2 separate regions of the Homo sapiens genome follow, and region 2 is linked to region 1. A link is an interaction called in ENCODE POLR2A ChIA-PET data of the cell type or tissue named here. Cell type or tissue: GM12878. All regions are shown on one strand. Each heading gives the region's core, and the rest is flanking DNA. Links, peaks and the distances in the headings are about the cores only.

What was found. ChIA-PET counts read pairs that join two places held together with the same protein. Peaks named below come from ENCODE experiments on the same cell type or tissue, not always from the same donor. Only the 100,000 strongest peaks of a DNase experiment are listed, where the experiment ranks them.
Region 2: POLR2A ChIA-PET joins it to region 1 with 5 read pairs; 1 of 35 experiments calls an interaction of 5 or more read pairs at or near these places.

The regions. Positions count from the first base shown.
Region 1 is chr10:119,307,684-119,312,853 of GRCh38, reverse strand. The region is part of intron 1 of GRK5 (G protein-coupled receptor kinase 5); the gene reads right to left. Among named protein-coding and RNA genes, the nearest start is that of GRK5-AS1, 29 kb to the left of the region's middle. In GM12878, for the core only: no CTCF peak of the experiment used is centred there; a DNase peak (open chromatin) is centred at 3,193; H3K4me3 peaks cover 746 bases; H3K27ac peaks cover 649 bases.
Region 2 is chr10:118,403,551-118,408,720 of GRCh38, reverse strand. No RefSeq gene overlaps it. Among named protein-coding and RNA genes, the nearest start is that of LINC00867, 49 kb to the right of the region's middle. In GM12878, for the core only: no CTCF peak of the experiment used is centred there; a DNase peak (open chromatin) is centred at 2,595.

The DNA of each region.
Region 1 (5,170 bases), core at 834-4,833:
AAGACTAGGTCCTCTGACATCTGACTCTAAGTTCAGCTATGTCTCTACCCTACTATGCCCTACATACACACACATACTCCCAGAGCTTCCACATCAGCATGATGCCAGCGTCTGTCCCGACATTGCCAGGGGTGCCACAGGAAGCAGGAAGTCTCACAGGGGCACCATGATTCGGCCCCTACTGCCTCCCTGACTTCACCTCCTCCCACTCTCACCTCTACTCACTCCATTCCAGCCACACTCTTCTCCTCAAACACCCCAGGCATGTTCCTGCCTGAGGATTTTTTCTGCAAAGGGCCAGATAGGGTCTCTGGGTCACAGAGACAGTATGTAGACAAATGAGCATGGCTGTATTCCCATAAAACTTCATTTACAAAAACAGGCAGTGGCCGGATTGGGCTCTCGAGGTGCAGCTGGTCTCATTCTCGCTGCTCTGGCTGCTCCAGCTGCTCCCTCTGCCTGGAACCCTCCTCCTGCTCCTTGGGAGAAAACAGCCTTGGGTTAACAGGTTTGGCCTCCTTGCAGCTTTTGCACAGCTCTCACGTTCTCCATGAGGCTGACCCTGATCGCCATTAAAAAATAATCATTTATTGAAATGAAATTCACTGAATATTAACCATTTTAAAGTGAATAATTTAGGCTGGCTGCAGAGGCTCACGCCTGTAATCCCAGCACTTTGGGAGGCCGAGGCGGGCGGATCACCACACGAGGTCAGGAGATCGAGACCATCCTGGCTAACACGGTGAAACCCCATCTCTACTAAAAATACAAAAACAAAAATTAGCAGCGGGTGGATGTAGTCCCAGCTACTCAGGAGGCTGAGGCAGGAGAATGGCGTGAACCCGGGAGGTGGAGCTTGCAGTGGAGCTGAGATCGCGCCACTCTACTCCAGCCTGGGCGACAGAGTGAGACTCCGTCTCAAAAAAAAAAAAAAAAAAATGAACAATTCAGTAGCATTCAGTACACTCACAGTGTTGAGCTTCCACCACCTCCGTTTAATTCCAAAACATTTAAAACATTTCTGTCACTAGGAAGGAAAATCCTCTACTCACTCTTTTTTTTTTTTGGAGACAGTCTTGCTCTGTCACCCAGGCTGGAGTGCAGTGGTAGAGCAATCTCAGTTCACTGCAACCTCCACTCACTGGGTTCAAGCAATTCTCCCACCTCAGCCTCCTGAGTAGCTGGGACTACAGGTGTGCACCACCACGCCCAGCTAATTTTTGTATTTTTAGTAGAGATGGGGTTTTGCCATGTTGCCAGGCTGATCTCAAACTCCTGAGCTCAAGTGATCCACCTGCCTTGGCCTCCCAAATTGCTGGGATTACAGGTGTAAGTCACCAAGCTAGGCCTCTACTCGCCCTTTTTAATTCTACAACCTGCCCCCACCCACTGCCCCCATCTCAGGACCCCTCTGCCTTTCTTTTACTGTTAATTTCTAATTCCCAGGCACACATCACCCTGCAGCAAGCGTTCTGCGTGGCCTTCTGAGTTATTCTGCTCATTGCTTCCTGCCAGGCTCTGTCTCATCTCCCGTTGGAATGCAGACTTCATGTGAGTGGGTATCCCTGTTTGGTTCCCTCCTGTCTCTCAGACACCTAGAACAGTGCTTGGACATAGCAAAAGCTCCATCAATCTCTGATGAATGGATGGATGGATAAACAGATGGGCGAGGCAGGACCGGAAGGGAAGAGATCATTTCCAAATGGACTTAGAAACAACAACAAATAAGCCACACTGCACACCATAATCTCTGAGCCTCCATTTTCTGCTCTGAAAAAGGGAATACAACCACCTTCCCAGCAAGGCGGAAGGTACACACAGCCCCTCCCCTGGGTGTGCCTCTTCCCATCTCACTCTGTCTGTTGACCCAGCCCTGGATCAAGAGTCCCTTCTTCTAGGGCAGTGTGGAAAGAGAAGGGGTTCTCATCAGACGGGGAGGGCTGGGCTGCTGACTCTTCTGTCCACAAGCTGAATAACCACAGGCCACTTCCCCAACCTCTCTGAACCACAGTTTCCCAATTGGCTTAATAACCAAATGCCCTTTATAAGGGTCGATTCGAAAATGTGCTTGAAGCCCTCGCACTGTGTGAGGCACGAGGTGGGCACTCATCCCATGTTAAGCCCTCTTGCTCTGTATCCCAACTCCCCAACCCCGCCCTGCCTGGGGCTTCCCTCCTTTTCCCTCTATCCCTCTACATCTCTTAGGAGAAAGCAGACCCCTAGTCCTCTTGCAACACTATTGATCTTCTTAAAAATGTCTTTTCCCAAGAAGTAGCAGAACTGGAAAAAAAAAGTTCTTTCCAAGCAAAATAATTTTTTAATGTATTTTTGTGCTCACGATGTTTTTGCCCACACTGGTTTTCACAGTTGAGAAAAGTCTGGCCACAAAAATGGACTTTTCACTACAAGAGTAATCCCCTTCTCTCAGCAAGGCCCAAATTTGGTCACTTTTGCCTCATAATGTTTTCTCTGGGTTGAAGGGGAAGAGAAAGCCAGGGGAAGGGAGATAAGTGGACACCTGAGAAATGCTCCTGGCAGTCGTAGGTCAGCCACTGCTGCAACTGTGGCAATTCTGTTGGAGAAATAAACAGGACTACTTGCTCAGGAAAAATACAATTTTTCATAGGATACTCATAAAAATATTTGCATTTTCCTGTGAGTACTAATTACTTCCGCTCTCCCCAGAATTTTTGCATCCCCTATTTCAAAGAAGCTAAACAAATGCTGTAGAGATCCTGGCCAATCAAAACCTGCTCAGCACTCAGGTACATTAATTACCATGTGGACATGACCGTGTACACACATGGTCTGGGAAGCCTGCGCCACGGAGACACTAGGACGAACCAGGCTGTGGCCTCCATGCTCCACCTCCACAGTCTCTGGGCCTCATGACCCTACAGTAAAGTAGATTTGTTTTGCAGAGGAGGAAACAAGCCCAGAGAGGACAGGGGTCTGGGCACACAGCTGCTGAGAGGCTGAGCTGGGATTTGAGCCTAAGAATGCCTAGTTCTTAACTCCCAGTCCACAAGGATGATGCTGGCTCAAGGGACAGGCAAGAGCTGGGTCCTAAGAACGTTCCCCCAAAGTCTGAAGCCACAGAAGCAAAAACCAGCACAGCACAGAGGCACCTGTAGAGAGGATTCCAACACAGAGATGAGGGTTCACATCTGGTCTCTGTCCATAGCTCTGTGACCCTGGGCAAGCTGCTTACCCTCTCTGAGCTTCAGATTGTTCAAGCGTAAAATGGGGAAACACCACCCTCTTAAGAAGGCTGCTAGGGCCAAAGTGAGATTGTGGTTAGCACTCAGTAAATGTGAGCTGTCGCCATTACTCTGCCCTGACTCTTGATCTCACATAGGGTCACAGGACCTGGGGGTTGAAAGGACCCTTCCTTGTCCTTGATTCAACCTCCCTCAACACTCCCATTGGACCCTGCATTCCCAGCATGCTTCCCTCCCACCAAGGCCTTACTGAGCTCGGCTCTGCCTCCCCCAGAGTTCTTCCATCCACTGTGCAGACTCATATCGAGGACCTACTTGGTGCTTGGCACGTGGCCCCTGCCCTACAAGAGCTCACAGGCTCGTGGGCGGCACTGACCCATGCCAGGTGACAATACTAGAGGAAGAGGGGCTGAGGGGGCACAGGGGAGGCACAATCAACCCTGCCTGTGGAATCAGGGAAGGCTTCCTGAAGGAGGTGACCCTTGGGCTGAACCCTCTCTTCTTAGAGACCACACGGTCCCTCACGCACCAGCCCTGCAGGGATGTGGCAAGAACTCCGAAGGTGGCCCCAGTTTCCATCTAGGCTCAAGAGCCCGGGCCCTGGGCACCAGCCCTCCCAGCCTCAGCACCAGCCTCCTCACTGGAGGGAGCTCCCAGACAGGCCCTGGGAAGATCTGCCTCCCTCAGGGAAGAGTCCTTTCCCTTCAGCTCCGTCTGGGAAGTGGGGAGAAAAGGGCCGGCAGGCCATCCTGCCAGCATTCCCCCAAATCCATACAGGGCTCCCCTGCCTCAGAACTGGACCTGCCCAGGATCTCAGGCTAACACTAAGATCCTCCTCCTGGCCCCCTGGAACCAGGAAGCAGCTGGCCTGGGGGTCAGGAGCGAGGGCAGGCCTGAGCATGGCAGCCACAGTGCCTGTGCAGCCATTGTCTCTAATCCTCAGAACGAGGCGTAAGAAAGCTCCCCCACCGCGTGGCACAGGAGAAGCCATTGAAGCTACGAAGACGCGGGCTGACCGGCCCAACGTCACCGGGAAGAAAAACACACGCCTCCTAACTTTGTCATCCCGACTGTGTTCACCTTTCCCTTCAAGCACTTGGGGCCAAGGGAAGCTCCATGGAGTGGGCTGCTCCTGGGGAGGAGTCAGGGGACCCAGAGAGGATTCTGAGGGGGCACACGCCTGGCCCATACGTCACAGATGACCCTACAGATGACTGTACCGAAGCAGCAGCGAGAGCCCTTGCCACACGCAGAGTTCTTCCCAGTCACTTCTACCATGAGCACACAATTTCGGCAGGGCTGCAGCATGACACCCATTTTGTAGATCAGGAAGCTGAGGCCGGGGCAGGGTGAGGCGTGCCTGGGGTGCGCAATCAGTGATGGGGGCCTGACCCTGATCCAGATCTGAACAGGAGCTGCTGTGGGCACAGCTCTAGTGCCCAAAGATAAACCCGGGCACTTATGTTCCTGCAAGGACCTGGGGAGCAGCCTTAGACCCAGCTCTGACCCTGCAGGTTCGGCCTACAAAGGCGCACTGGGCATACAGTGCAGACCCGCCATGGGTGCCCACTCCCAGGGGACCAAGGACGATGCCTGGAGAGGTGGGTGCTCAGATGGAGCCTCATAGAGGCAGGGTATAGGCTGGGGCCCCAGGTTCCCCATGACCCTTTCCCTCTGTCCTCTCCCCACCTCATTCCTGTGACACAACAGAGCAAGCTGGGGCAAGGCAGTGGGGCTTTAAAAGGCTTCCTAGAAAATGCTTCTTGAATTGTGAAATGGCCAAGGAGGGCTCTGTTGGCAAGATGAGGTTGTTACCCCTCAGAATTCAAAATCCAGTGTGTATGCAGAAAGGAGGGCTCGCCACCAGGAGACCAGAGTAGAGCATGGCTGCATGAGTTTCCTCTTGCTTCAGTAACAAGTTATTAACGGCACAAATGGAGTGCTATAGA
Region 2 (5,170 bases), core at 732-4,731, 900 kb after region 1:
GATGATTCCTTGTTATTCATGAGGGCCTCGAAACCTCCTACCAGACAGCAACAAGTACATTTAATGGAACTCAATTTGATGTCTCATGTCCCATAAAAGGACGTGTTGGTATACAGTATGTCAGGCACTTGGCTTTTAAAATTTCCCTTTAGAGACTTGCTATCACTTAGATTTAAAGGGATACGAGACTGTTAATGGGACAGCATCCAAAGATGCTTAGAAACAACTACATGCCCAGAATACTTTGCTGAAATTTGCCAAGTTCCACTTGAGATTCACAGAACCTCTCCAGCAACCTGGATTCTAATGATTGAGCCCAAACAGGCCCTCGTCTCCAGCCCTGCGCTTGTTCCCGTGCCCCCACCACCAGGTGCTGCAGATGCGAGGCCTGCTGGGCCTTCCTCGGCAGCCATCTGTCAGCGAGGCCTTCGCTCCTCCAGGCAACAGGCGTGTTGATAAGAATATACACTTTCTGCAGTTGACAGACTTTGCTATTCAAAACACTGTTAAAAAAATGGCTATAGGAATTTAATTAGCAACTTCCATTAAGAGATTAGATGAGAAGAACAGAGAGAAACCAAGGGAAAGGCTTCTTAATAAAATCGGAGAAGCTGCAGAATTATTCATAGCATAACAAAGGAAATGGAGAATCTGCTCCATGAATTGTTAGAGGTGACAGATGTATTCTGATGTTTTCTCATGGCCTGGTTGGTCTATGACTAATGAGGCACCGTGTGAAGGGCAGAACTTCAAAGAGCACCTCTCACTGGCTGCAGTGGGTAGCAGGTGTGGCAATGGGCAGTGCTGCAATGCAGATGAACCTGTATGCTTTCAGATGCAGCCGTGTGTTCCCTGGAGTTTGTGGCTAGTCGACTTAGCTCCAACATTCAGAGATTGACCCTAAATGGGCCAATTGGCTTATCACCATGCCATGATCTCCCGTGCCTCCAGAAGTCGGTCAGCTGACTCAGAGGTGTGCGCTGGGTCCAGAGGGGCAAGAGGATATAAATGGACCAGAACAAGTCTATCCATTCCATGAAGGAAACTGACTGGGATGAGGTATTCAGCAGCATCTCTGTTATGTGTATATGGGGAAGGGCAGATACTCAGTTCTTATGTAAGTTCAGGGGAATTGCAGAACCCCCCCATTATATTGGGTAACAAAACAAAAGGTTGGTTCAAGATCCTATGATTGAAGACCCACGCATGACTATTTGTGATTTCTTAGTGCCAATGTTCTTCCTAAAGAATGTACAGTAAGGGAACCAGGTGAAAAAATAGGCCACTTAGAATAACATTCTGGAAATCTGGCTTCCACCCAAAATGCTACCAAGCATTCCTCACCAATAGCCACTTCTGTCAGAATGAACTGTTTCCTCATATCCCTGAGACAAAAGAATGGTTTCTGCATTACAAAGCATCTCTTCCTTTTGATTTGATTGAAAGTGTTGATAAACAGATTTAGATAAGAATCCCCAATGCCATATCAGATAGTATCAATGAAAACAACCAGCTTGTTATCCTCATTTGTTAATTGACATAAACTCAGATGTTGTAAGATTATCTTTACATTTTCCAGAGGAAGTCCTGATATCCACAGGGAATCTGAAAATACAAAGATTTATATAAACTTGGGTTTGCAGCAAAACTGACCTGTACTATAAATCTGTCAAATACATGGGTGTACATGGATTTTACTAGACAGGTATGTCTAGTAAAGTTAAAATACAATTTTTATGAGATTAACTATGCTTAGCTCCGAAGTCAAAATTAGGTAAAAGATGCATTAATTAATAACGGAGTCATAGCCTACATACTGTGAATACAAGATATCTCTATAATGGGTTCTAGTTACTAAAAGGTTGATTAATTTTTTTATTTCCAAGAAAAAATAAGGTGAATTCAAGATAGTGAGATAGATGGGTGGATTTAAGTGGGGGAAAGAAAGCTAGAAAATTGCTGATGGCTTGGCAAAAGAGCCAGAGGAAATTATCATCGTTGTCTTTTGTTCTTGTGACCTCAAAGCTGTTTCTTGTAGTTGTTAGTGTAAAATGAACTAAATTAGAGAATGTGTGATTTCGGTGGTGGCTAAATGCAGCCTGGCCTACTTTGTGTGGCTCATACTGCTGCTCATAAGCCTCTGTGGGCTGATGCAATGATGGCCTTGACTCCTTCTGGGGCTGGCACATGCTGGTGGGCTCTCTAATGCCACCGCTCCCTCCCGCTTGCTCCCTGGGTCCCCTTTCTTCTTCATCTACTCTGGAAAAAGGCCACTTTATGATGCAAGACTTATCATTACACAGTCTTTATCATTAAGGAGGGGAATCCCTGATGTGTATTTCCACAGAAAGAAAGGGCTAGAGGGGGCCAATGGCAATAAACATTATTTTTTGACGTTGTTGGTAAAAAGGAGTCCCACTAGTCCCCCACTTCAGTTTCCTTTTCCGCACCATGCCACTGCAATAGACATCTGAAACACACCTTCCTCAGAATCTGCTTCCTTTAGACTCAGCTTCAGAACTGAGCCAACTGCCCTCCTTCCTTCACAGACCTGGGAAGCCAAAGGGGCTTTCCTGCTTCTCACTTCTCGTGTTGTGGAATGGCCCTGCTGCTCTTGAGATGTCTCTGGCTATCAGCCAGGTTTAGCTCCTGGAACCTCTTGCTACAATACCATGAAGTTTTCCCAGGCTTCAGCTTCAGACAAGAACTCATTTGTTCCTCAATATCTCTTAAATATTTACCACATGTCAGGCTCTCTGTTCTAGGCACTGGAAATACTGCAGGAAAAAGAGAGAGAAAGAAGTCTTCCCTCATTGAACTTACATGACACTAGAGAGATCTAGGCAACAAGCAAGTGAAGGATGATGGTAAGCACCGTGCAGTTTCCTCAGCTGAGAGAGGAAATGCTGGGAATTCCTTTCAGGCATGGAGTTAAGACTTAAACCCATCGTCAGTTTATGATGGAGTGTGTGAACAAAAATTAAACACCTCCTTAGATTTTTTTTTTTTTTAAAACAAGCATGGAACAGAAAATCTTGGAATGAGGAAGCATTCTTGGCTTTTGATCTTGAGAAGTCAGAGGTGGCCAAAGCTATTTGGGGATGGAGAGGGCTATCTGATCTTTAGGGAACAGCCAGCCAGCTTGTCCCCAAGATTATCCTTCGAGGAGAAACGCTGTCCCTCCATCCTGCAGTATCTCTTTTAAACTTATGTTTAAATAGCTATACTTAAATGATAAGGCGCTAGCCTTTCACCTCCAGGATCCTAACTGGATTCAAACTCTAGTCTTCTGGGAAATGAGTTTGGTCGTCTAAGCTGAGCCTCATAGACAAAAGTCCTTATCTCCAAACTCCAAGCATATTTCAGCCCATCATGGCAGGACTGGAAGTCTGCTCTCGGGGAAAGAAAGGGAATGAGCTGGGGTTGAAAGTAAATTACTGAAGTAGTTAAATCAATCCTGAATTCAAATCCCAACTATTTAAATGATAGTACCTTTCTGTCCAGACTACAAAACTGCTTTTCAGTGCTATGCTTTTTAGCTGCATTCCAAAAAGGGGAAAAAGTCATTTAGAGCAGTTAAGCCTCCAAAAATGAGGTCAAAGCTGCAAAGAAGCACAAGCGTGAGCACCTTAATAAATGTAAATTTTCTTTGAATCGTTTCCATATCTATCTACGAAGAATACCGGACGTCTTTGCCCCATATGTGCTGCAAGCAACGCCTGTGACTTTTATCTCTAATATACTTGAAGATGTCTAAACATGTCAGGGAAATATCATGTGCAAAGATTGTGTGTTCTAAAGCAAATTTGGTTGGTTTAGAATAACATAACCAATGTTGTCCCCAAACACTCTAAAAATAAACATAGAATAGAACCAAAAAGAGACTACAGAGGAGCCGGGCTCCGGTTTACTCTGCTTGACTCAGAAAGGAATAATTACAGGCAAGGAGCTTTGACGACTTAGCCTATTGATGAGAAATACGCCATTGAGGGATACTTGGACTGTTTTGAATAGTTTGCTTTCCAGGTATTCAGACTCAGGCATTTATTTACCCTGCTTTGGGCTGGCTCCCACCCCTCCACCTTCCATTTATCAAGTTAGCATTTTGCTCACAATAAAATGGATGACAGTTTCATTACAGAATGGCATCACTTGTCAAACTTTGAATTACTGATCATAAAAATATCTGTTATGCTTTGAAGGATTGTTGGAGGACTTCCATTTATATATATATATATATATTTATCAGTAGGACTGTTTAGTGCAACATGCACAAGGGAAGAACAGAGACGGGGGGTGGGGGCGAAATCAAACCCGGCTGAGGAGCCCAGGGTTTGCTGTCTCCTACCCATACAAACAAACCTCTATCACAGCTCTAGACAGCAGAAATAAAAGGGAGCTTTTTGGCTCACAGCTATAAAAAAAATTATCATAGTGATGAAGTTCCTCAGCCATCAACAGAGCTGTGATAACGCTGTTTGATGATGATTTTCCCATGAATGTTAAACAGCCGCCACTGCGGAGGCAAAGGAGCTTATCTGCACCTAATACTGATCTCTAATTCCTGCCCTTCTTGAACCATCCATTTTCTAACAGCATTAACTGGCAAATTTACATCCCATCTTAATGCTGCTAAAGAGGACAGGAGATGAAGAGTAAATGACAGCAGTGTAATGAGGGTGGCTTTTTTCTCCTTTCTCTTTAATGGCTGAAGATTTACACAATTGTCTGTAAGCTTATATAGAGAGCTTACCTGAACCTTTTCCCAGCATGGATTCAACTTACAGGAGCTTTTGTTAACTAAACACACATAAATATTTTTAAGGCGGTTTAATAGTGTGACTTCAAAAGGAAGCCAAAGGATGGAAAAAGAAAAAAATAATAAATGTCATCAATAACATAAATGTCTTAAAGGGCTAATGATTTCTGAACAAACAAGGTTGTAAAAATAATGTTCTATTAGGTTGCTACAACACCAAAAAGCTTTCAAAATACTAAAAAATGATTAATTAAGACAAAGATTTAAAGAAAGCTACGTTCCTCATGCTGCCAAGACCCGGGATTTCTCTGATCATGTAACATCCATCAAAATACTACCTGTTCACTAACAGGGTGTGAAGAGATAGAAGGCAATTTCAATGGTAAATCTGAATATAGGGAACTACAATAG